5 separate regions of the Mus musculus genome follow, and regions 1, 2, 3 and 4 are each linked to region 5. Evidence: chromatin loops called from intact Hi-C (ENCODE). Cell type or tissue: left cerebral cortex. All regions are shown on one strand. Region 1 overlaps Ep300 (E1A binding protein p300). Region 2 has its middle 57 kb from the start of Rbx1. Region 3 holds the start of St13 (suppression of tumorigenicity 13). Region 4 holds the start of Ep300 (E1A binding protein p300). Region 5 holds the start of Rbx1 (ring-box 1).

What was found. Peaks named below come from ENCODE experiments on the same cell type or tissue, not always from the same donor. Only the 100,000 strongest peaks of a DNase experiment are listed, where the experiment ranks them.
Region 1: it touches region 5 in a loop (2.2-fold over the local background); 14 of 42 quality-filtered maps call a loop at or near these places.
Region 2: a loop joins it to region 5, with 2.8 times the contacts of the local background. A loop is called at or near these places in 8 of 42 quality-filtered maps.
Region 3: it touches region 5 in a loop (3-fold over the local background); 3 of 42 quality-filtered maps call a loop at or near these places.
Region 4: a loop joins it to region 5, with 5 times the contacts of the local background. A loop is called at or near these places in 27 of 42 quality-filtered maps.

What each region holds. Positions count from the first base shown.
Region 1 is chr15:81,604,017-81,609,016 of GRCm38, forward strand. It overlaps Ep300 (E1A binding protein p300), which reads left to right. Exons shown (of 31, transcript NM_177821.6): 3 at 4,181-4,357. Among named protein-coding and RNA genes, the nearest start is that of Gm22067, 14 kb to the left of the region's middle. In left cerebral cortex, a CTCF peak has its summit at 2,818 (motif pointing left); a DNase peak (open chromatin) is centred at 2,841.
Region 2 is chr15:81,521,060-81,526,059 of GRCm38, forward strand. No RefSeq gene overlaps it. Among named protein-coding and RNA genes, the nearest start is that of Rbx1, 57 kb to the left of the region's middle. In left cerebral cortex, a CTCF peak has its summit at 2,379; DNase peaks (open chromatin) are centred at 1,208, 1,462, 2,279 and 2,980; H3K4me3 peaks cover 2,083 bases; H3K27ac peaks cover 1,441 bases.
Region 3 is chr15:81,397,855-81,402,854 of GRCm38, forward strand. It overlaps St13 (suppression of tumorigenicity 13), which reads right to left and starts at 1,840. Exons shown (of 12, transcript NM_133726.2): 1 at 1,631-1,840. The coding sequence starts at 1,740. Xpnpep3 (X-prolyl aminopeptidase 3, mitochondrial) reads left to right here and starts at 2,284. Exons shown (of 10, transcript NM_001347075.1): 1 at 2,284-2,433. The coding sequence starts at 2,370. In left cerebral cortex, no CTCF peak of the experiment used is centred here; DNase peaks (open chromatin) are centred at 1,027, 1,923 and 2,209; H3K4me3 peaks cover 2,872 bases; H3K27ac peaks cover 1,801 bases.
Region 4 is chr15:81,583,720-81,588,719 of GRCm38, forward strand. Ep300 (E1A binding protein p300) reads left to right here and starts at 2,495. Exons shown (of 31, transcript NM_177821.6): 1 at 2,495-3,003. The coding sequence starts at 2,910. In left cerebral cortex, a CTCF peak has its summit at 2,507 (motif pointing left); DNase peaks (open chromatin) are centred at 1,478, 2,527 and 4,210; H3K4me3 peaks cover 4,006 bases; H3K27ac peaks cover 2,572 bases.
Region 5 is chr15:81,463,467-81,468,466 of GRCm38, forward strand. It overlaps Rbx1 (ring-box 1), which reads left to right and starts at 2,850. Exons shown (of 5, transcript NM_019712.3): 1 at 2,850-2,984; 2 at 4,689-4,767. The coding sequence starts at 2,907. In left cerebral cortex, a CTCF peak has its summit at 2,921; DNase peaks (open chromatin) are centred at 1,746, 2,812 and 3,146; H3K4me3 peaks cover 2,372 bases; H3K27ac peaks cover 1,813 bases.

The sequences.
Region 1 (5,000 bases), 140 kb after region 5:
AGGATTTCCCCGTGTGGCTGGTATTACAGGCAGTTGTGAACCTCCCGTCTTGTCCCAGGACATCTCTCCACTCTGTGCTTTCACAGATTATATCCTGAATACATGGCAGTGAGCAAAACATTAATTCTACCTTCATAGAGCTTACATTTCAATAGGGAAATTCACAACTTAAGATGCTTTTGTTGTTTATTTTGTTGTTTTTTGAGACAGAGTTTCTCTGAACAGCCCTGGTTGTCCTGGAACTAGCTCTGTAGATGAGGCTGGCCTCAAACTCAAAGAAATTTGCTTGCCTCTGCTTCCAGAGTACCAGGTTTAAAGATTTGCACAACCATGGGGCAAAAAAGATAAATATTAAGCTGAGCATGGTAGCACACATTTTTGAGTCCAGCACTTGGGAGCCAGAGCCACATGGATGGATCTCTCAATTAAAGGCCAGCCTTGTCTGCCAGAGTTTCAGGATAGCCAAAGCTACATAGTGAGATACTATCTCAAAAAACAGGAGGATGATGGTGGGGATGGATTTTGCTACATTTAGGATGTAGCTCAGGGTTCAGTGTAGAAAGTGTGCTTAGTATGAACAAGAACCTAGGGTTGATCACCAGTTCCCCTAAAATATTTCTGAGCTTCATTCAAGTGAGTATTTACTTTAAGAGAGTAAATTCCATTCCCCAAATAGTGATAATATAATTTTTAGAATTTACTCTTGGCATCAATCTGTGATACATTTCTGTATGTAATGTTAGAGTTTTTTTAATTAAAGACAGGATCTCACTATCCCAGGCTGGCCTTCAACTTCCTGTGTAACACTGATCTTCCTTCCATTACTTTCTGAATGCTGAGATTTCATGCAAGTAACCCACACTCAGTTTATGGGGTACAGATGGTCAAATCCAGGTCTTCATGGGTGTCAGGCAAGAATTATATTAACTGAGCTCTTTATCTCCAGCACTAAGAGTTCTAGATCTGTAAAGTTTTACATTCAGAGTGTGTCGTAGAGATATGATGGCTCAACAGTTAAAGAACTTGTACTGATCTTACATTGGATCTGAATTTTCAGGATCTATGATGATTGGTACCCAAACCCCTGTAAATATAGCTCCGGGGGGGGGGGGGGTCTAAGGCCTTTGATCTGCTGGGAGACTCATACTCATTTGCCACCAAGTCTGGCTTTGTTTTGTTTTGCTATGTAGCCCACGTTGGTCTCAAACTCAAGAGCTATCAAATTCAGGTCTCTTGTCCTATCCTTCTGGATGCTGATATTAAAGCTTGTTTTTGTAATCATTTATTTAATATGTATGAGTGTTTTACTCACATGTATGTATGTTCACCATGTACATGTATGCTTAGTGACACCAAATGCCAGAGAAAGATTCCCTCAGTCTGGGATTATGGAACGTATGTTCTACCATGTGGATTCTTGGGAAATGAGTCATTTGCTAAAACAAGTGGTCTGAACTGCCTGAGCCATCTCTTTAGCCCAATATTTGATTTCTAATGTGTCCATATGTATCTTATTACAATCCTAGTTTTCTGCAGCAGCAGAAATTAACAACAGGGTATTTAATATGTGCAAGACTGCTTTTAGCAAAGGAAGAATGATACTTTAAGGCTTTTGTGGGATAGAGGGTGTTTTTTGCTTGTTCCTTCCTGGTTGTTGTGTGACACAACTTTCCCTGAGGAGAGACAACACACAATGGCTACTACCCAAATAGGGAATCACAGACTAAAGCATAAATATCACCAGAATCCAATTTGGTGCAGCAGTGAGCGTTATTAGGGTGATTACCAGAGTATGAGTTGAAGAGAAGAAATGACTCAAAGACACCTGCATCACCAAAGCCCACCCAGCACGGGTAATAAAGCTGGAAACCTAGACATTGCCCTGCAGGCAACTCTACAGCTTGAAGAAAATCCTTTCCACGTGCCTCAGTTGGTCTAAACTTCTTCCAGGCAGCTTGGCTACTTTCTGCTGCTCCTAAGTAGCTGGTCTGGCCTTAGAGTCCTCTTTGAAGCTTTTCTCCTCTGAGAGAAAAGCTGTAGCTCAGCTTCTGTATAGGGGAAACAGCTTTTTGCTGATTTGGGCAGTGAGGGATCTAGTGAATCTGATCAGTTTCAGGACCTTCCTGAATTGATTTTTAATTGACAGCTTCCTATATAAAGGAAGGAGCTCCCAGCAGGATTGAATGTTTCGATCTAGGATAGCAACACTGGTCCTTTCTTTTCCTTTTCAGGTTAGGTCAGTGTCTGTATTATGGTGGGTAATTGGACATCAGGAATTACCAGCTATAAAGGGAAGTGAGATCAAATAACATCATTGTAGCAGACACAAATATAGTCCTATCTTTCTTCTGTTTGTTGGGGGAGAGAAAAAAGGCTTCAAGTGACAGAAAGTATAATAATGGGAAGGTAGATATTCTGAGATACAATACCAGTTTCAGTTTGTATTGAGATTTATGTGAACACAGACATTATAATTATTTATAGACACTGAGGCAGCTTACAAATGTCTACACTTTATTTACTTCTGTGAAGTTTTAGAAACATTGTTATTTGTTCTTGTGTCATTCAAAGTTATGTGGTAAATTGGCTTTCATACTATGTCTCAATTTTCATTTTCATTAAGGATACAATTATAAATATACCATAATTCAGTATAGGCATGGATATTATTATTATTTTAGAATAAATATTGCTACTGTAAATAAGCAAAGGTTTAGTAGTTAGGAGCCCTGGTTCTCTTCCCCTTTCAGAGGACCCAGGTCCTATTCTCAGAATCTATGTTGTAGCCAACCCTAACACCAGTTGCAGGGATCTGATGCCCTCTACTGTCCTTGAAAGCCACTGCATGTTAGTGGTACACATACATCCAGACAGAACACTCACAAAATAAGCAGTGTGGTTGTGCATGTTTATGATCCAGCTTTGGGAGGCTGAGTAGGGGGATTGCACTTCCAAGTCAGCCTTGATTACATAGTGAGATTATATCTTAAAGAGTGTACGTGGTACTACTTAAGAAAAACATTTGCACTATTGTGATCCTAATATTTCCTTTACTAGTTAATACTAGGTAGTCACATAAGAGTGGGAATGTGACTGCCATGGAACTGGTAATTCTGCTTCTCCTTCCTAAGTGCTAGGATTGTAGGCCTCATAGAACCAAGCCTGGTAGGAAAATGCAGTTGGCGTGGGGGTTAAGAAAAATTATTCCGTAAATGCTTGCCACACAAGCACAGGGACTTATTAGTCAAAAGCACCCAAGAAAAAAGCCAGCTCTGGTGGCATATTAATCTTAACAATGGAGAGGCAAAGACCAGGCTCCTTTGCTTAATCAGCAAGATCCAAGTTTAGTGAGAGACTTACTTGTGAGATGTCTTGGTAGTAAAGACAATTGCCCAGACCTAGTATCTTTGACTCAGATAGTCTTCTAACTTCTTTATATGCACTAGGGTAAGTGCATGCAAGTGTGTATGTATGGGCTCTCATGAATGCAAAAACAAATTCAGTTTAAAATATTTAACATTCTTCATTGTATAGTGGGATGGCTCCAGATAAACTGAGCACAAAGAAGATAATGCTTTTAAAAGTTTTTTTGTAGTCATGGCTCTATTTAAACCTTAATTTGTGATACATACTTTGGTAAGCATACACTTTTATTCAATGTGTTTTAGTTTTAAAATTTGTGTTGTATTTATTTTGATTGTATGTGAATTTTTTTTTTTTTTTAAATTTTCGAGACAGGGTTTCTCTGTATAGCCCTGGCTGTCCTGGAACTCACTTTGTAGACCAGGCTGCCCTCGAACTCAGAAATCCATCTGCCTCTGCCTCGGGAGTGCTGGGATCAAAGGCATGCACCACCACGCCTGGCTGTATGTGAATTCTTAAAAAGAGTATATACCACCCAGGTGTAGAGGGTATAGAGGACAGCCTCGTGGAGTTGGTCCTGTCCTTTCACTTTTACAAGTATAGGGGATCAAATTCGGCTTGATAGAATTTTGCAGTAAGCACCTTTACCTGCTAAGCGATACTCCTGAGTCTTTCATTATGGTTTTTTTTTTTTTTTTTTTTTTTTGAATACTCTAAGGATTTTATTTAAAATGGTTTTCTAATATAGAACATGAAGTATGGTCATGGTGATGTCTTAGTAATACAGAGAATGACACTTTTTTCTAATTTTATGTAGATGGGAATGATGAACAATCCCAGTCCTTATGGTTCACCATACACTCAGAATTCTGGACAGCAGATTGGAGCAAGTGGCCTTGGTCTCCAAATTCAGACAAAGACTGTTCTACCAAATAACTTATCTCCATTTGCAATGGACAAAAAGGCAGTTCCTGGTGGGGGAATGCCCAGTATGGTGAGTACTTAGCACTATTTTGTTAAGACTTTTTCTTGTCTTTTTGTTTTCTTTCTTCTTCTTCCTTTCATTTTGGCTTTTGGAGACACGGTTTCTCTGTGTAGCCCTGGCTGTCCTGGAATTCTGAAGTCTGCCAGCCTCTGCCCCCACTTCTGCCTGGCTCTTTTCTCTTTTTAACATTTATGTGCATGCAGAATAGATGTGTGCACAATACCATGGTAAACTTGTGAATGTCAGAAGTCAGCTTGCAGAAGTTAGTTTTCTTCTAATGTGAATCTTGAACTGTATACTCAGGTCACTATAATTACGTATTGAGCCACTTTGTGAGCATATTAGGTTGGCATTTAACACACTGGTATTATATATACTTGACCTTAAGATACATGATGTATATTAATTACCCTTGTGCCTTGGAATGGAATTTCACTTTGTAAAATTTCCACATGGCATTTTATTTGCTGTGCTAACTGATGAGTTGGAAGACTAATTCACAGAGTAAATGTGAGCTACAGTGAGTCCTTCAGCAGGCTCGCTGTAAGCCTTGTTACTGAAGAATAGGAAGAAGAACCTTTCTGCGCTTGCAGGAGATTCTTACTGCAAAGGCTTCTCTCAAGGACTGTGAATACTAGTTTTATTTCTATTA
Region 2 (5,000 bases), 58 kb after region 5:
CCAGGCCAGCCAGGGTTACACAGTGATACCCTGTCTCAAACAACAACAACAATTATGTAAATATACATAAGGGCTCCAGGTTTGATCTTTGACACTGCAGTGAAGTTAGGAAACAAAACTAAGTACAGAAGCCGGGCAACCTATAATCTTAACCACTGAGCGGTCTCCTAGCCGGGCGTGGTGGCGCACACCTTTAATCCCAGCACTTGGGAGGCAGAGGCAGGCGGATTTCTGAGTTCGAGGCCAGCCTGGTCTACAGAGTGAGTTCCAGGACAGCCAGGACTATACAGAGAAACCCTGTCTCAAAAAAAAAAAAAAAAAAAAGGTGTGTACTACCACACACATTTAAAAAACAAAACAAAACAAAACAAAAAAAAAACTAAGTACAGAAAGTGCCTAGTGATAGATCATGGGGTGCCTCCAAGCCTGAAGAATTAAATTCAGTCCCTGAGATCCACTTCGTGGAAGGGGTGAACTCATTCTCAGATGTCATCTTCTGATCTCTATGATCCTCATGATAGCCTGCCTGTACACATACACATCAAACAAATAAATATAATTGAAATATACTGGTAAGGAGATTCTGGTCAGGCAGTGCTGTCACATGCCTTTAATGCCTGCATTCTGGAAAGAAAGAGGCAGGTAGATCTCCGTGAGTTCAAGGCCAGCCTGTTCTTTAGAGAGAGTTCTAGGGCAGCAAGCAATACACAGAGAAACCCTGTCTTGGAGAGGGGGGCTTGGCAGGGGGAACAGAAGGAGGGAGAGGGGGAGGGAGAAGGAGGGAGAAAGGGAGATTTGATATTTTTCTGGACTCTGACCCACAAGGGGCCTAGAAAGGCTGGGTTTTGGCATCTTCCAGCACCCACTTGTTTCCAGGGACGTCAACTCAGGCCAGAAGTCAGAAGTCTCAATTACTTGAGGGGTGGGGGTGGGGCAGAATTAACTGTCCCGATTAAATAAATGGTTTGAAACTCTGTGGACCAGCAAGTTCACTGTGCCTGTTTTGTTCATTCTCCTCAGAAGCAGGCAGCCCAAGGACTAGGGTTTTTTTCTGCGGAAGCATTGCAGGTGCCAAGCCCAAGTCTCGTTTTAAAAGTGCCACTCCCATTACACGGAACAGGAAACCCAAGCTTCTGGAGGTCACTAGTTGAGGGGCGTCAGCGCGGACGTCCCATGAACCCAATCACTGAAGCCCGAGGTTGTCAGGGTTGGGGGGGGGGAACTCAAGAGCCTGGGTTTGGCGGGAGGAATGACTCAACTGCCCCGCCCCGTGCGCCCTGGGGCGCTGCAACAGCTATCCTCATCTTCGCTAGAGTACCCCCATATTCTTGCGTCTAGGACCCTGGGTGCGAGCTTAGGGGTTCAGAGCCTAGAACATCCCCACCCCAAGCCAGCTCACACTGGAGCTCCCCGTGCGTTTGCAGATGGAGCCAATAGCTACACCTGTGTCCGGCTAGTGGTTTGGTCTGAGTCGGGACACAGACGCCATTGCTGGAGGCGGCGCGTAAAGGGAACGCAGACGCCCGGTGGCTGGGTACGCGTCTTCATTGTCCCCCACGCCCCCCTTTCTTTCTTTCGTTTGGTTCGAATGAGTCTTATTCCTAACCGTGTTGGTCCGGAACTTAGTAATGGAACCCGGGCTGTCCTCGAACTCTCGGCAATCCTCCTGCCTCAACCAAGCGCTGAGATTAAGGCTTGAGCCACTACGCTCATTAACGCATCGAGTTTGAAATGGAAAAGAAAAGAAATACTTTGTGTGTTTGTGCACTCTTAAGAGCTTCTACCCCTCCCAGTAAGGGAGCTGTAGGGGACAGTGAAGCACCCGAGTGTGTATGAGCGGGTTGTTCCGGGTAGCAAGGGAGAGTGTCTGACCACCAAGGAGACAGGAAGGTAAACTAGAATCCCAGAGGCTTCTTATCTCTACAAGGGTGACAAACACAAAGGCGGCGGCTCAGGCTACTTCCGCAGAGGAGGGCCATCACCCCCCGGGCGCTGGCTGGGTCTAGCCACACCCAGATACCTGGGCAAGCGCGGGTCCTGGCAGGGTAGGGCTGGGGGACCCGGACTCGCCCTTTCATGCTTGGCGGGGGTGAGTGAGTGGGCAACTATCTCTCACCCCGATCTCTCCCGATGGTCTAGGTCCCCCTACGGTGCACCCAGGTCTGAGGGCTCGGCTTGAACCTGGCGTGCGCGCCGCAGCTCCGCTGCAAGCCATTCTGCGCACTCGCTCCCTCTGGGGAGGCTGGTCACGTGCCCGGGGTGGGGGTTGGGAGGACGAGCAGCAAGCGCCCCCGGGCTGCACGTGCCGGGCTAGATGAGGGCGGAGCTCCGGCGTCCGGAGCTGCGCTCTAACCCCTGGGTTCGCAGCAAGGTGGCCAGGCCGTCTGCCTCCAGCCTGCGGCTGGCTGCTGGGCAACTCTCTGTCCCTGCTTGGGATTCAGAAAGGGTTAGCACTCGGGTCGCACTCCAAAAGAACAGGATGCCCTCCCTAAATTGTTCCTGTTGTACCGAAACCTTACAGTCCGATACAAAGAGTTCCTGTCGGTGAGGAGGGTTGCGACAGAGCAGTGGTTCATCTGCGGCTTTCTGTTGACTTGGACTAGGAAGAATTTCGGACACGAACCAAAGTCACGGTCCTAATGCACCCCCCCTCCCACCTCCACCCCCACCCCCTGCACATCTAGATAAACACTCAGCTCCTGACAATCTGGATTTGTCCGTCTCCCGCCCACCCCCACTGCTGCCCTTCCCCGGGATTGTGAAACAAATCCCTGACTGTATATTTCAGTTTACGTCCGGAATGATTGCTGAGTCCTGATGAAAGTCTTACTGTTTCTTTAGAAACCTTTCTTTAAAAGCCCGGTAGGTTAAACAGCAAAAAAGTTGAAATAAAGATGGAGGGATAGATTTTAACTCTTTGTCGTGTACATGAACATCGCCGACAGGAATCAAGAAATATTTAAGGAATATCAGCATGAGATGTTTTCTGAGCCAACGGATGGCCAGGCGGGTGCTGGAACTGGTTGTGGACGTCAGAGCTGGTAGAAATGAGCTTAATTAAGACTGCTAGCTGGAGGCTGAAAGTGACCATATTAGGCGAGGGGCTGGACTGGGGTCTTGAGAAAAAGAGAGCTTTAAATATGAAAATCTGAGCGGGGGGTGGGGGTGGGGTTAAATCCTAAAGTGAGATGCGGACTCTCCGGAGTGAACAGGGGGAGAACGTCTTTTTCTTTTTTTCCTCGGAACTTAAATTTTCTTCTTATCCCCGTGTGTGTGTGTCTGTGTGTCCGCGCGCGCCATTTGTTATAGCTGTCTGAAGAAGTCAGAAAAGGGCTTCAGAACCCCTGGAATTACAAGAGGATGAATTGCCCAACATGGGTGCTCGGACCTCAGATCCTCTGCAAGAGCAGTAAATGTTTTTAAACGCTGAACCATCTCTCTAGCCTCTGCTTTTTTATTGTTGTTTTTGTATGTTTCTTACATTTGTTTGTTTATGTGTGTGTTCCACTACAATCCCTCTGAGGTCAGAGGATATCTTTGCTTTTGGGACAGGGGCTGGCCTGGAATTCACTATGGAGATTCAATACCTTTCTCTGCTTCCCGAGTGCTGGGATTAAAGGAACTAGCAACCAAGCCCGGCTTTTTGTTTTGTTTGTTTTTGAGACTTCTCTCATGAGCCGGTTTTCTCTAATGAGGTCTGTCCCAGAAATCCAACTCAGGTGCTTTTTGGAAGCATTCACCTGCTGTAGCTGAACCAACTCCTGAGCTCTGTATCTTTTTCTGTATCTTTGTATTTATTTATTGAGGCAGGTTCTAAACTAACAGGCCTTGACCTCTTAATTTTCCCCGCTACCACCTTCCTAGTGCTGAGATTACAAAGAAACATACTATGCCCAGTGACCTGTCTGTCTCTCAGTCAGTCCCTTTGTCTGCAGGGTCTCCTGTAGCCAGGTTGACCTGGAACTAAAGTTTTTAAATATATAAATGTTTTCCCTACAGCTATGCCCGTGAACCATGTGTATGCCCTGCCCTTGGAGGCCAGAAGATGACACTGGATCCCTTGGGGCTGGAGTTATAGATGTGAGCCACCAAGTGGGTGCTGAGAAATGAACCTGGGTGTTTTGCAAGAGTAGCCAGTGTTCTGAAAACCACTTAGACATCTCTCCAGCCTACACACACACACATACACACACACACACACACACATACACACATACACACATACACACATACACACATGTATGTTAGAATTCCTTCTAGGCTCTGCCCCACTGTTACCTGGTAACAGGCAGGTATGCCTGACTCACTATAAAAGGGAATGCTTGCCCCTCCTCTCTCCCTCTTATTCTCCTCTTGCTCTCTGCCCCTGCTCTTCCTGCCCCTTCTCCCTCTCTCCTCCCCATCCTCTTCTCTCTCTCTCTCTCTCTCTCTCTCTGCCTTTCTCTGTCTCTACTCCCTCCTCAATTCCCCGCCCATGCCCTAAATAAACTCTATTCCACACTATATCTGTCTTTTTTTTGTTTGTTTTTTGTTTGTTTGTTTGTTTGTTTTTTCGAGACAGGGTTTCTCTGTGTAGCCCTGGCTGTCCTGGAACTCACTCTGTAGACCAGGCTGGCCTCGAACTCAGAAATCCACCTGCCACTGCCAAGTGCTGGGATTAAAGGCGTGTGCCACCAACACCTGGCACTCTATCTGTCTCAGGGGGAAGGGATGCCTCACCATGGGCCCACTGAGGCACCCCTCTCACCTCACCATACTGTGCCTCTACAAAACATATCCTGGTTCTTTCTTTCTTTTTTTATAAAACACAATGTGTGTGTGTGTGTGTGTGTGTGTGTGTGTGTGTGTGTGTTCGTGGTCTCTCATGTAGCCAGACAGGCCTTGTATTTGTTGTGTAGTCAAGGTTTGTCTTGAACTCCTGACCTCCCTGAGACTACCTCTTAGATATTGAGATTTTAGTATTTGACACTGTCTTGTTAAGATCCTGTCTCCAAAGTAAC
Region 3 (5,000 bases), 66 kb before region 5:
AAAAATTAAACATATAAAAGGGTCCTTTCTAGGTGAAGAGTATCAGGGGTTGAGCTTCATTAAAGTTAAGCCACTTCCTCTTAGTCCACCTTTCCCTGAGAAGACTGTATTCTAAACCACCCAAAACGTTACATACTGGGGCTGTTGAGATAACTAAGTGATTAAGAATAATTGTTGCTCCTCCAGGAGACCCAGGGTACAATTCTCAGCACCCACAGTAATAGCTTGCAACCACCAGTTCCAAGGAACTGAATACTCTTTTCTTACAACCCTGGGCATCAGGCATACATATACATGCAAAACACCCACTACACATAAACTAGCTTGAAAAATAAAATAGCTGGTGTGTTGGCAAATGTCTTTAATCCCAATAGTTGACAGAGACAGGGGCAATCTCTGTGAACCTGAGGCCAGTCAGGGCTACATAGCAAGTTCTCAACCAGCAAAAAAAAAAAAAAAAAAAAAAAAAATTTAAAAAAAAAAAAACAAACTTACACATTATTTATTAGCTCCTTCCCTTAATCTATCTGGACTTGCAATCACCTGGCCAGAAAACAACCTCTCAGAAAGGCTGATTTACCAGAAGATATGCAAAAAGCTTGGAATAATTATCTTTAAAGAAGTAAAGTGCTTATACAGTCCCTGAGTCCTTCACTCCACACAGTTGCTTTCAGACCTTCATGGCTCAGCCTGCTTGTTTTTTCTAAGTTCTAATTGAAAAATATATAAAACTTTACTTTTCCCCATCTCTTTTTTTTTTATATTAACCAAAGACCCTAAACATGCACTTTCTCTGAAGACCGACCCTCCCCCATTTCTACAAGTGCTGGTGAGCTTCCATTGCTGACCCTAATTCAGAAAGCATGACTTAACATCCTCCCTCCCCTTGGCAGCTGTAGAGATTTAGTTTGTTTGTACTGTTGCGTTTTTCACCCTCAAATTCTAATGGTGCCTAAGCTTTCTTCTAATTCTGTCTTTAAAATCTTTTATCAACGAGACTAAAACAACAAAAAGGAGAAACCAATTCCCCAGTAATACTGTTTCCCAGCAGCTGGCACAACAATCATAGTACGCAGGCGAAATACTCTCCAGTTAGTCCTGCAAGCACACTGGTCTTTGAAGGAAAAAAAAAAATTCCTAAAGTAGCTGAAGTGACAGCGCTACAACTAACGTGGGTATAAATAATTCCCAACAAAATTCCATGCAATTAAAATCGTTGTAAGGCCAAGTACAGATAACTGAAGTTATAGAATAAATAAGTTACCACTATTAATATTTTAAACGACACATGGGTCAATGCGACTTAAACAAGACGCCAGGTTCAAGAAAAACAATCCCTTAGTAAAAGCTTTGTCTTCGTTCGCGCATTATTTCCACTGCTCAAATATTCACAACCCAAACACACCCCCATAAAGACTTAACTGCGGGGGGTGGGGGGGAACCAACTCTAACCTCTGCTTTTCCACCCCTAAGTTGCCCAACGCTCCAGATCCCTCCGAGAACCTCTCGAAGCCACTAAGAGCCACGAAGGGGCCTAGAACCGCTCCCCTCCTCCCTACGCCAGCTCGGGGCCCACTCCCCAACCCCCAACTTTCCGTCCCCAACGGTCCACGGGGCCCAGGGCTCTCACCTCTCCACCCACTCCCTCAGGAAGCGCATTTCCTCGGTGTGCAGGACGCTCGGGTCCTGCCTACACATCTTCACGAAGGCCCGAAGCTCGCTCACTTTGCGGGGATCCATGGTGGGAGGCTGGAAGCTGAAGGCGGTGGGCGGCTGCGGAGGCACGATGCCAGGCCCGGGAGCGGCTCAACGTGACCAAGTGGAAGGGGGCGGCTGCCGCGAGGCAGAACAGACTAGAACCTCCCCGGCCGCTGGCTCCTCCCCCCCAACGGCCTCGTGACCCCGGGCCTTCGCTCGCTCATTCCCACTCCTACCTCTGGACCTGTGCTCCGCCTAGAACCTTCTAGAAGTGTAGCTGCCCGTGACAATGCCTGCTTCGATCGGCGAACAGTCTCACTCGGATTCTTTCCTCTGACCTAATTCCCCGGGATGGATGAAGGACCTTGTGTCTGTGCGCTTTCAAGCGGGACATAGGGAGACATTTGGAATAAGATATTTCTTCTGTGAAGATGGGCATTAAGCAGAACGAGACGCCGCATGGAGGAGGGGGGAAAATAAATAAATGCCCGTGGGGCCGGCGCGCCCAAAACCTAGCCGAGTGACGTCACTGCTCTGCGCCGCCCCGGGAAGAAAGCCCGCGAGCCGCGCCTGCCGGAAGGGGCCGAGCAGTTGACTGGTTTCCTGGCGACGCGGCTGTGCTAGTGGCTTTCCCCAGAGTTTGTACTTTTCCTGACCAGTGGTTACAGGCCATGCCGTCTCTGCTCTCAACCCCCAAGCTGGCTCCCGTTCTAGCAAGGCTCCGCGGCCTCTCAGGTTAGAGTCTTTCCTGCCGGCGTCCCCTTCAGGTTCTTCCTTTGGAGAAAGCCTAAAGCAGCCCAAAGAGCTACAAGTTGATGATCCGTGGTTCTTCACCAATCGGCACCTGATCCCCCCTCACCACCCACGGATTTTTCTTTTGATCGATTGCTCTGGGAAAGAGTGGGCTTTAGGTTCTGTTATTCTGGGAAAGCTGGAGTGACTGAAGAGGAGGGAACTCCAAGGGATTGTCTTCAAAGTTACTCGAATTCTAAATTGGTAGCTTTTATCATCACACTTGACTAAATTGTTTAATGTCAAGTAGCGTGTGTGTGTGTGTTAGGTCAGGGTAAATCTTTCGCCTTTTCATAGGTTTCATCGGAGAGCTAGCTCAAAAGATAGAGCCGGGCTGTGGTGGCGCACGCCTTTAATCCCAGCACTTGGGAGGCAGAGGCAGGCGGATTTCTGAGTTCGAGGCCAGCCTGATCCAAATACAGAGTGAGTTCCAGGACAGCCAGGACTATACAGAGAAACCCTGTCTCGAAAAGAGAGAGAGAGAGAGAGAGAGAGAGAGAAAGAGAGAGAAGAAACACGTCTAGAAACAAATGCTTTGTGCAATTCAGTTTGTAAAGAACTAAGCGAGGGACGTGCCTAAGTCTTACATAAACAGTCAAGGTGATAGAGCACGGAGAATGTGAACCCTCCGTGTACAATATGGTGAGCAATTAACCTAACATAAAATTTTATACTGGAGAGTGAGTCACCTACTTTGTAAGGAGACCTAATGTTGGATTATACTTCAGACGAGGTGTGCAAAATCTGAACCAGAAAATAGGGTATTTGACATTAAAATTGATCTTGATATTTGCATGTGATACTTGGATTCGCTATTTAAAACTGCACCATTGCACGGAGCCTATTCTGTAATCCTGGTAGTTAAGATGTGCCTTTAACGGAAATGAATGAAAATGTGGCAGGCCACAGACTGTGACTAGACTAGAACCAGCTTTTTGTTTCGGATCGTTGACTTTCTTGTAGCTTCGTGTAAATCCTGACTTGATCCAGCTTTAGGACTAAAACACATTAAAAAAATCTAGTAAATATATTATAGTTTGTTTCTGAGGAAAAGTAAGTTCAGCATCTTGTTATATTACCACTAAATGGTTTGCGGTTTTTTTAGCTTCAATGAAGGAGTGACATTGAATCTTTACCACTGAGGGACTGAGGGACTGAAACACAGTTAAGCCAGATGTTTGTTATGTGATTGTGTCCAGTCTTTTATACCAATTCTTTGTCTTAATTCTGCTCGGTAGAATCCTTTTGCAACTTCTCATTTCATGAGCCGGAAAGTGCAGTTTCACCCAGGAACTTTTTGAGTTAGCTATTGAGGGTGCATCTCTACTTCACCCCAGTTGCTTACAGTCAAAGGGGAGGCAGACAAGCCACCAATGACATTACAGCTGAGTGGTTATAGTCTCAATCCAGCTGATAAGAGAACACAGCAAAGAAGAGAGGAATGCATTTTTTTTTAATTTTTTTTACATTTTAGTTATTGTTATCCTTGGAGTTTAGGTTTTGAGTCTCATAAATAGGACTTGAAATATGTGGTTTTTGGTTACTCCTTTCTTTAAAAAATATATACTTTTTTTTTTATTGAGACTTCCATACAATGTAGTTTAATCATTCACTCCTCTCAGAACTTACCTAGCCAACTACATGTAGTTGCCTTTCTTTAGAAAGCCTCTAGAGCAGTGGTTCTCAACCTTCCTAACCTGCAGCCCCTTAATACAGCTCATGCTGTGGTGACCCCAGCCATAAAATTACTTTCTTTTCTACTTCATAACTGTAATTTTGTTACTATTGTGAATTGTAATATAAATAGCCAGTGTACAGGATTTAAAGATCCTGGCCTGCTGTGAAAGGGTTGTTCAACCCCCACTGGGGGGGGGGGGTGTTGTGACCCACAGGTTGACAGGTGCTGCTCTAACTACCATAAGAAATCAGGTATGGTGGTGAACACTTTTAAAGCCCAACACTAGGGAGGTGTCTTAGTCAGGGTTTGTATTCCTGCACAAAACATCGAGAAGCAAGTTTGGGAGGAAAGGGTTTATTCAGCTTACATTTCCACATTGCTGTTTATCACCAAAGGAAGTCAGGACAGGAACTCACACAGGGCAGAAACTTGGAGGCAGGAGCTGATGCAGAGGCCATGGAAGGGTATTGCTTACTGGCTTGCTTCCCCTGGCTTGTTCAGCTTGCTTTCTTATAGAACCCAGGACCACCAGCCCAGGGTTGGCACCACCCACAATGGACCCAGCTTGATCACTAATTGAGAAAATGCCTTACAGCTGGATCTCATGGAGGTATTTCAAGGGAGTCTCTGTGGTAACTCCAACTTGTGTCAAGTTGGCACACAAAACCAGCCAGTGTGGAGGCAAGTGGATCTCTGAATTTGAGCCCAACAGGTGTACATAATGAGTTCCAGGATAGCCAGAGCTACATAATTGAGACTGTGTCTCAAAAAGAAAAAAAGAGAGAGAAACTTTCTCACCTGAGGAAGGCATGCAAACCTGAAGTGTGAGTAG
Region 4 (5,000 bases), 120 kb after region 5:
CAACTCACCAGCTTAGAGTCTCTTTTATTTCTTTGAAAAATGGCTTGTCTGGTGTAATCCTGAAACCTGCTCTGTATACCAGGCTGGTCTGGAATTCACAGAGTCCCACAGACTCCCGAGTGCTGGAATTAAAAGCATGCACCACCACCACCATTCAGCTAATTCTGTTTTCTCAAGCTATACTCTTAGAAGTCAAAACAGCAAAAACAGAGGACGTCTGGCCACTAGCAAAACAGGTTAATATATGAAATATGAGAAAATATGACCTGATGAGAGGGTTCAGCAAGCGTAGAACCAATTGCTCAGCCTGAGCTTTTTGGTTGGATCCTTGGAACCATAACACGGGTACAGAAGAAATGACTCCTCCAGATTATCCTATGACCTCCCCATGTGGGTCATGGGTATATATGTTCACACATTTATACATATCAACAGAGACACACAAGGTAAATGTAATTAAAAAATAGATCTGAGAAAAAATTTATTTTCTTGGTAGTACTGGTGACTGAACTGTTAAGGCCACAGGAATAGTAGGCAAACTACCTATACAATAGGTAATGTCTCGAAGGTTTCCTTCAGTGTCACATAGAACCTTGGTACTTTCCCTATATTTGAGGATCCCAAACACAGAAGTCCTGTAATTTGAGAACCCTAAAAGCATACCCCCTGCTTTCTGCTTCGAATTGGGCTGCCCTACACACTAGACTTAGGAGCATTTCCTCACATTTTTCTAGTGTTATAATTTTTTTTAGCACATAACATTTTTTTGTCCTCTCCCATATTTACATTGAAGGCACTGCAGAAAGTGGCCTTTTATTAAGCTCATCTGCTAGAGATGGGTGGAAAATACCTTCAAAAGACCTTGGAAGTTTCAGGCAGGTTCAGAAAAGTAGTTCTCAAGGATTCTTTTTTAAGAGTGGTAGCTGGTAAGGATGTGTGGACACGTGATGGGCAAAAATGTAGGTAGGGTCTAGCCCTAAACAGCCTCCCACTGCTGTGGTCCTCCCCCTCCTAGTTTTTTAACTAACAATATCGTAATCCAAATTTTTCATTCTTGAATTAGACATTTCAGAGAAAACTTAAAGGACTAGCAATGTGACTTTGAGATATGAACTGCTGCTTTCGAGAAGGCTATGAAGAGGATGGAATGTGTGTCTACGATGAAACACAGGTGTTTGGCGGATTTAATGGGGTTCCAAAGATCAACCTGAGAGGGCAAACCCCGGGAGCTCTGACCGTGGTTTTCCTTGTTTTCGCAGAGGAGCGCCTGAGCTTTGACTCGGTTCTGCTCAGAGACCCAGCCCAGGCACCTAACTGTCCACCGACCGAAAATACGTTCTAAGTTCACCCCGGACCCCCCCCCCCCCCACAACTTCTTTCAAAACCTCCCCTTTAAAGGGAGCCACCGAGTGACGCCGGGGGAGTTTGCGGAAGCGCCTACCGCGTTGGGGCCCTTGGGCGGATCCCGTGATTGGAGCCGGCACCGCCCCCGGCGCCGCTTCCCCCATTGTGTGAGCTGCAAGGCAGAGGCCCCGCCCTCGCCCCGCCTCCCTGTTTCTCGGCCCCTCCCCCTCTCACCTCCCCCCCCCCCCAATCTTGGCTCATTTCCGGCCGCCGCCGCCGCTACCGCTATCCTGTAAGGAGGATTCGGCAGAGGCAAGAAACAACAGCCGCCATCTTGTTTGTGTGCTAGCCTGTGGGGGGGGTGGGGGGAGGAGGAGAGAGAGCGGAGAGGGACCGGGAGAGAGAGAGTGGGGCAAGCGGGACGCCCGGCTGAGTGCGAACTGCGCGAGCAGGGAGTGAGGAGGGTACCTGGCTGGAGAGCAGCGGCCGGGACCGAGACAGTGGTTGGGGGCCCCGGGGCGCAAAGGCTGAGGCGACCCTCAGTCCCCTCCTTGCCCGCACACACCCCCACCGCAGCCCGGGCCGGCGTCGACGCCTAAGGGGGGGAAACCATTACATAAGCCCGCGCCCCGCGGCGCCTCTGCCCGCCGTCCGAGGCGGCCCCCGAGCCGAGCCCCCGGCAGGCACCTGGCTGCCGGGGGGGTGAGGGCCAGGGAGGCGGCCGGACTGATTTCTCCTCCCCGGGCTTGCGAGTGGAGGCGGAGAAGCGCGGCGCGCGGAGAGGCCGCGTCGGTGGGCTCGGCGTCAGCGCGGGCTTGCGGGCGGACGGCCCTGCTTGGCCCGGCCCGGCCCCCCTGGCCCTTCGGGCCGGCGAGCTCCACGCTCGGCGTCGTCGCTGCTGCGCCTCTGCTTGTCCGCTGCGCGATGTGAGGCGGCCCCGGCGCCAGTCTGGCTCTCGGCTCGGCTGAGCTCAGTGTGGCCATTAGGGGCCGGTGCGGCAGCGGCGGCGCGGAGCGCAGCGGCAGGAGGAGGAGGAGGGCGGCTCTCAGGGTGGGGGCGCAGGCCCGGGAGGGGGCACCGGGAGGAGGTGAGTGTCTCTGGTCGCCTCCTCCTCTCCCCCTTTTTCGCCCCCGCCTCCTTGTGGCGATGAGAAGGAGGAGGACAGCGCCGAGGAGGAAGAAGCTGATGGCGGCGGCGGAGCTCCGAGAGACCTCGGCTGGGCAGGGGCTCGCCGTGGCGGGCTGGGGACTGCGTCTGTAGAGCTGTGAGTTCCCGAGAATTCGCTGCAGCGGACGTGCTCGTGGGATCAGTGTTGCTGTACCCTCCTCCCGGCCTGGTTTAGGCCCGGCCCCTCGCACTTGCCCCTACCATTTCTGTTGAGTCCGCATCCCTCTCCGGCCACCGCAACCAGGCGAAGAGAAAAAGGAACTTCCCCCCACCCCTGTTGGGTGGCGGCGGAGCTCCGGAGCCCACCCTTAGGAGCGGGGCGGGGACCCCGTTTCGGAGAAGAGATTTCCTCAGGATTCTCGTTTTTTTCCTCGGTTGTATCTCCGAAAGAATTAAAAATGGCCGAGAATGTGGTGGAACCCGGGCCGCCTTCAGCCAAGCGGCCTAAACTCTCATCTCCGGCCCTCTCGGCGTCCGCCAGCGATGGCACAGGTTAGTCTCGGGACTCCCGGCCTTCCATAGTTCCCTTCGTCTTTTCTGCTCGTTGCACCTTCATTCCAGGGTGCTTCTGTGTATCTCTTCCCATTTCCCCGGCCGGTGTTTAATTTTAAAGGTTTTTGAATGGACTGGTCGAAGACGTCCAGTAGCCCAACCATTTTCTTTGCCTTCTGATACATTCATTGCAACACTATGTCATGTCAGATCGTTGTGTGTTCTGGAATTAAGAGGTTGGAAGTGGGAGCTGCGGGGACCTTTATTGTTGGCTCCATGCAATTTAATTTGGGAAATGCCGGTACAATCGTGTGTGAGGGCTTTTATGCACTTTTACTATTTTTGTTACTGGTGAATGAGGGATTTCAGCTCTTTCTCCCCTGTTGCAATGAATTCTTTTTTTCTCTGCTTTCCCACCTTTAATGATTTTTGCTCCTGTGAGGCAGATTTTCTGTTGAGGAATGGGGGCGGAAGACAAATCTTGGTGTCTGCGATCCAAGGTTTTAAGTGTAACTAAAGTTCAACAAAATTTCATTCTTAGGTCCCCTCTCCCCATCCTTGCCTCAAGAGTCAGTATGGACCGCAGTTTATTTTATATCCATTTGCCATGAAACCAAAATGTCTCAAACTGCGTGTTGAGGTGTAGACCTGAGGCGTTTCCTTTGCAGTTTGTCACACTCTTACTTAGAAGGGAAAGAAAAAAGATGAAGCCTTTCTGGAATTAGGTACTTAGAAATGGGAGATAATAAGTTGAAAGACTCCCAGTCATGAACTTCCAACTAAAGTGATTGTACAAGTTTAAAAATGAACAGGAGGTTTTGTGCTTGCATGTTTGTTTTGTTTTGCTTTTTGGACCTTTGCAATTCCAGTTTACAAGATGAAGGAATTCTTTTCTCCAGTCAGCCCCTTTGTTAGGAGACCTGAAGGGAGACTCTCCCTTGTCTGTTCTTTTTCCTGCTTACTGTTAGTTTAGTGTTATTCTGATGATCACTGACCTGGTCCTCTCTTGCTGTCTGACTTGTTTGAGAGGCCAGGATAATGAAGAAGAAGAAGAAGAAAAAGAAGAAGAAGAAGAAGAATGGCTAGTCATCTGACAGTCCACTAGATGTTCCTCCTTACTGCAAGCATCCCTTTAACTCAGAGAAGAGGCTCCAGATCTCTCCTTCTGCCAATGAGAGTGTATAGTGGAGTTAAACGTACCCTGCAAGTTGTAGAGAATGTGTGGGCCATGTTTCTGAGTAGGATTTCTATTAAGGCCTGGAAATAAGATAGAACTAGTGCATTACTCTGCTTTTTTAGCAGCTGTATTTCGAACCATGAGTTTTGCTCACCTGCAACAGTTGGGAAGGATAAGTCTTGCAGTGTTCTAAGGCTCTAACTTTAGTTATATGTGAGCATTCAGCTGTAAAGTTTCCGTAGTCTTAGAGAATTTTTTTTAAATTATGTCTTTGAAATTCATAGGCATAGATATTTTATAGACATATTTGCTCTGGATTTTTGTTTCCTCCTCTGCCCCCATAATAAGTGTACTTCTGTAACATGTTCACAAGTTACCATATTTGACATAGCCAGTAACAAGAAATATTATGGAAAACTTTTTAAAATTAAATTTTTGGATGTTCTGATTTTGAGTGACTTAGTCATAAAGTCTGTTCATGTAATTCTGTTCAGATGGACTACTGCATTCTTTATCTGATAAATTGTATAGCTTTTGGCTAACTTTCATGGTTAAAAAAGGGAAAACTTGCTTTGGGTATCTTTGAATGTCATTACTGGAGTCTTTGGGTGGTAGTGGTGGGGCTGGGGTTTTCTTTGTGTGGGTCTAGATGTCCTGGAATTCACATCACCAGCCTCTACCTCCCAAGTGCTGGATTTAAAGGCAGGTGCCACCAGGACCACCAACTTCTAGAGTCTTAAAAAATTTCAATACTGAGATTGGTTTATTCTTAGTAGTAAGGATTATAGTAATATTAGTAATTTTTCTTCTCTTAACATTG
Region 5 (5,000 bases):
GCAGTACCAATACCAAGGCACTTGGGCACTGACAGGCCGCATGAAGCATGGTCCCATGAGTGAGTATGCCTCTGGCCTAGTTAATATATAGAAGAGGACAAAACTCTGGGCAAGGACCTGAAAGTAATAATCCAATAATCCAATAAACCTAAAAGTAAAAATAATAATCAACAGGCTGGCTCCTGACAAGGACCTTTGTGGTTCAGACGACAGAGATTGAAAAGGATGAGATTTAAAGATCCTTTTGGTTTGGGTAAGTTTTTGGAAGAGGTCAAATGGGATGACAGTGCGGCACTCAGTCCCTAGCACTGCAGACCTAGAGGCACCCGCCTGTGGTTGTAGCGCAGGGAAGGTGGAAGATGGACTAGAAGTCCAAGGTCCATGTTAGCTCCATAAGAAGAGTTCCAGTTTGGCCTTCAATACCTGAGACTCAGAAACAACTAATAAAAGTCAGAGAGCCTGGTAGCTCTGAAAGACCTCAGGCTGCTCGTCACACCAGCACTGAATCATCAGACCTTGCAGACACCTTTTGTAAAAAATCTCCTGTAGTATAAAAGGTAAACAATCCGGTTGCCAGGGTTTCAAGGCAGCCTAGTTTTGTTAAAAGCTGTATTGTAGGAAAGCCTACCATGCTTGGACCATTCTGAGTGCCCCTGAGCCCCATCCCTGGAAGAGGAGAAGGAGGCCAGAAGAGGGCACTGGGTTCCCTTAAACGGAATTCCGGATAGTTGTAAGCCATCACATGGGTGCTGAGAACCAAACCTGGGTTATCTGCAAAAGCAGCGAGTGAATGCTCTTAACCACTGAGCCATCTGTCCAGCCTCACCTGGTTTCATGTTTTACACCTGTTTGTTGCAGTGCTGGAGATGCAATGCAGAGCCTTGTGTACACTACAACTGAGTTATATCGCTAGAGTTTTGATAGTGTATTTTTAATGTGTGTTTGCTGTATTTAGATCTACAAATACAATCGTGTTAAGGTTGCTTATGGTATTCAGCACAGTAACAACGTGTGCAGGTTTGGAAACTAGGAGAAGTAAGTTCATAATATAGCCTAGGTGTGTAACAGGCTACCTCATCTAGGTTTGCGTAAGTACTTTATAGAATGTTCACACAATAACAAAATTGCCCAATGCCTTTATTCAAATGTACATGTATTACTGCCTCCTCCCCTCAATCTCACCATCTTGTTTTCTGTAGCATGTATTGCCACCTGAGACACCTTGATATAGTTGTTGATCTGTGTTTATTTCCTTACTGAGTTGACTTCACTGTGGCTTTCCTGTTTAAAGCAGAACCCAGTGTAGCTGAGCATGGTGGTTCTCCTCCCTCTATCCCTAGCACTTGGGAGGTAGAGGCAACAGAATTGCTCAGATTTCAAGGCCAGCCTGGGCTACAGAGTGAGGCCCTATCTCAATAATAATAATAATAATAATAATAATAATAAACCAAAAATTAAAAGACGAAGTAACATACTCAGGATAGTTGTTGACGAATGGATAAATATGTCCTCAGTATCTTAATTAACTATGGGTTTCTAGCATCCCTTAGGGGGTCTGTAGACACATAGACCAATGACAGATTTAGTGTGGGAGGTAGAACTTGGGCAGACACACACACACCTTGCAGGGCTCTCACAAGTCTCTGTGCAAGTTAAAACTGTGGTGGTATTCAGGATGTATTGCCCTGCTTAGCAAGTGCATCAATGACACACCGCATTACACACCAGCAAGTATTTCTTTTAACAGAACATTTCAGGACAGGCAGTGGTGGCGCATGCCTTTAATCCCAGCACTTGGGAAGCAGAAGCAGGCAGATTTCTGAGTTCGAAGCCGGCCTAGGTCCAGTCCTGAGTTCCAGGACAGCCAGGGCTACACAGAGAAAAACCCTTTCTGGGGGGGGGGAGGGGCACATTTCCGGTAAAACCCTTTTTGTTGTACTGTTGAGGGAACTAGAACACACAGGAAATTCAAGGGTGATGTATTCTAGTCATAACTCCGCAAATTTAGGAGACAAAACAGCGGAGGGCTGGACTAATCATGGAAGCTTACAAAACGTATGTGTTCTGTAGCTCGATGGTAATGACCGGTAAGAAAATCAGAATGCCTCACCAGAACTCAAGTTCAGCCACTACAAATGTACTAATTTAATCGTAGCACAGTAGCAAAACTCGATAGGAAATGAGGAGAAAGGAGGACCATTTAGAACTGGCTGGTTATGGGATTTACTATGGCATCCCCATCACCTTTCCTGTGAGAAGATAAAGGCAAAGTTGCAGAATGCCTGCTCTGTTTGCTCCTGGGCCTCTTCTCTCCCTATCAAATAATTTCCCAATCTGAAATTGATAACGCAGACGGTGACCAGGCCTTGGTAAGCCGGGCCACAGGCCTCCAGAGAGACACCGCCTGGCTCCGAAGCCGACCACGGTCAGCAGAAGGCCGGTTTGGAGTTTCGGGTTTCCAAAGACCAGCCCATGCCCTTTGCAACCACGGACTCGGGGGCAGCTCTGTGGATCTGGACCAGGGCTTAAGTCCTGGGGCAGAAGAAGGAAGCAGCCGCCGCCCCAAATGAAGGAGTCAGACCACAGGGCTTCCCAGAATGCGAGAAGCATCGAGACCTCACGGACGTTCCCACCGGTTGGCTCCCTTCTCTCGGCCCCGCCCGGCCCCGCCCGGCCCCGCCTCAATCACTCCAGCCTCCTCCCCAGCTGAGAGAGATGGGGAGGAGGGGGGCGGGAAACCTCCGCCTGCGCCTTTAAGGGGCGTGACCGCAGGCTCCGCCCCTTCTCCACGCTCGCGCCAATGAGGGGAGGGGTGCGGGAGGAGGCGCCTGGTGTGCGGGGCAGGCGGCGGAAAGTGAGCCGGTGCGCAGGCGCAGTGGTCACACGACAGACTGTGTGTTTCCAAAATGGCGGCGGCGATGGATGTGGATACCCCCAGCGGCACCAACAGCGGCGCGGGCAAGAAGCGCTTTGAAGTTAAAAAGGTTGGGCTCGCCAGCGCCTTCCTCAAGGAAGCTAGGGAGGCGCGGATATGGCTGGCAGGCCCGAGGAAGAGCTAGGCGCGGGGGAAAGGGCTTCATTTCAGGGCGTTCCTGGGACCGGGCACCAAGAACGGAAGCCGGGGGGCGGGCCTAGGGTTGATCGGCATGCTGGTGGCCCAGTGTCTGGGGCCCTATTAGTCTTGCTGGGGAAGCTGTGGGGCCAATCGCAGAGCTGCTTACTGAAATACGCGAGGTTGACTTCGATGCGGGAGCCAAGCGCTTGAGCTGTCACTGAAGTGACTGAGAGGTGGGGGAAGGACAGGGTGGGGTGGGTGGGATGCAGACTCGTGAAGAGACTGCGGCGGGTGGAGGATGGGGCCGTGCGGAGAACCCCGGGAACGTGAGATGACAGCGCAGAGGGGCTCTGCCGGTGTTCTTGCTCCGCCCCTTCCTGGATCCTAGAATCTATTGACTCCGAGGGACCTGGCGTGGGCCCTCGATTGTATGGCGGCCTCCATTGGCCTCTAAACCCACAGTCAAGTGTAAAGCTTGGTTCTAACGAGATGGCTACTAGTTGTCACATAGCATCTGCCACTCCAGTGGTTCTCTGATGTCCCTGTACACTTCTAACACAAAATGATAATTTAAAAGCCTGGTGGGCTTTGTTTTAAAAGCAAGCCCAGAACTTGTGCCATTTAAGAAGGTGGAGTACTAATTGCTAATGACCTGAGAACAGAAAAACAAAAATATGAAACGTCCTTTTGTATGCCGTTCCCCTTCATAGTTTGCTAGTCCTTTAAAAGTGTTGATTCCTACCTAAGATTACACAGATCTGTTAAAAATGAAGATCTTGAAGAGGGCAAGGTGTTTTCTTTTTATGGATTATTTTTGGAACGTGTCGCTGAGAATATCCCTCACCCCACCCCCTTTTTGTGTCATCTCATTGTGGCCACTGCTGCTCAGTTACAGCCTGCAGCCATTATGAAAAATAAAAATGTAATGTAGAATTTACTAAACTCTTATGCTTGAATTTGGAAAGTCAAACCAAAGTAGTCCTTGAAAAGGGTGCCTTGTCTAACATAAGAAGTCTTAGGTCGACTTACTGGAGCTAACAAAGTAATTGTTTGGATATATGAACGTTGAGAACATCAGTTTACTTGGTAAGAGGAAAAGAAAATCGCAGTGGATTCTACTTTGCTTGCAGTGCTCTTTTAAGGTTTAAGTGATGACCTCGTTCTGTGTACTGAAACTGGGTAGGTAACTTGCTATCCAGCTTATCCTGTGATTATCCACTTAGTGGTCCATTTATTATCTTAGTTCAGTCTGTTCACTTCCTTGCCTCTGAGTCCAAAACTTTGTGGAGAGCCCGTGCTTATGCAGATTTTGAGTTCTTCCACAGCTGTCAGGGAAAGCTGTACAGAAAATAGTACTAATATTCTCACGTTGGTTTGGCTAGCTAAATTATTTTACATTATATATAAAAAATTGAAGATACCCATGTTCATATACTTCATCTTTCAAGGAATGGGGAAGTGTACAGGTGGTCTGCTGTTGTCCTCTGATATAGTCCAAATAGTATAATCCAAAAACATCCTTTCTTTGGTAGGCCCTGTGGCTGGGGCGTTGGTAACTGAAGCTGCAAGCTGAAGTCCTAATGAGCTGTTAGATTACAAGGAAAATGCATTGTTTCCCCTCTTCTCCTTGCAGTGGAATGCAGTGGCCCTCTGGGCCTGGGACATTGTGGTTGATAACTGTGCCATCTGCAGGAACCACATTATGGATCTTTGTAAGTAACTCGGGGCAGATGGGAAGAAGTTGAGAAGGTTACAGAAATGGTGGTCATCCTGGTGTGCCCAATTGTCTTCTTTACCAGTGAATACAAAGCAGGCTCAGAACCCTTAGGCACTTGTGTATCTCATCCATTGGTGTGTTTGAAGTAGATTGTTTTGTGGTTGTTTGTGGAGACAGAGTTTTTTGTGTAGCCCTAGCTCTACTAGAACTCACTTTGTAGTAGACCAG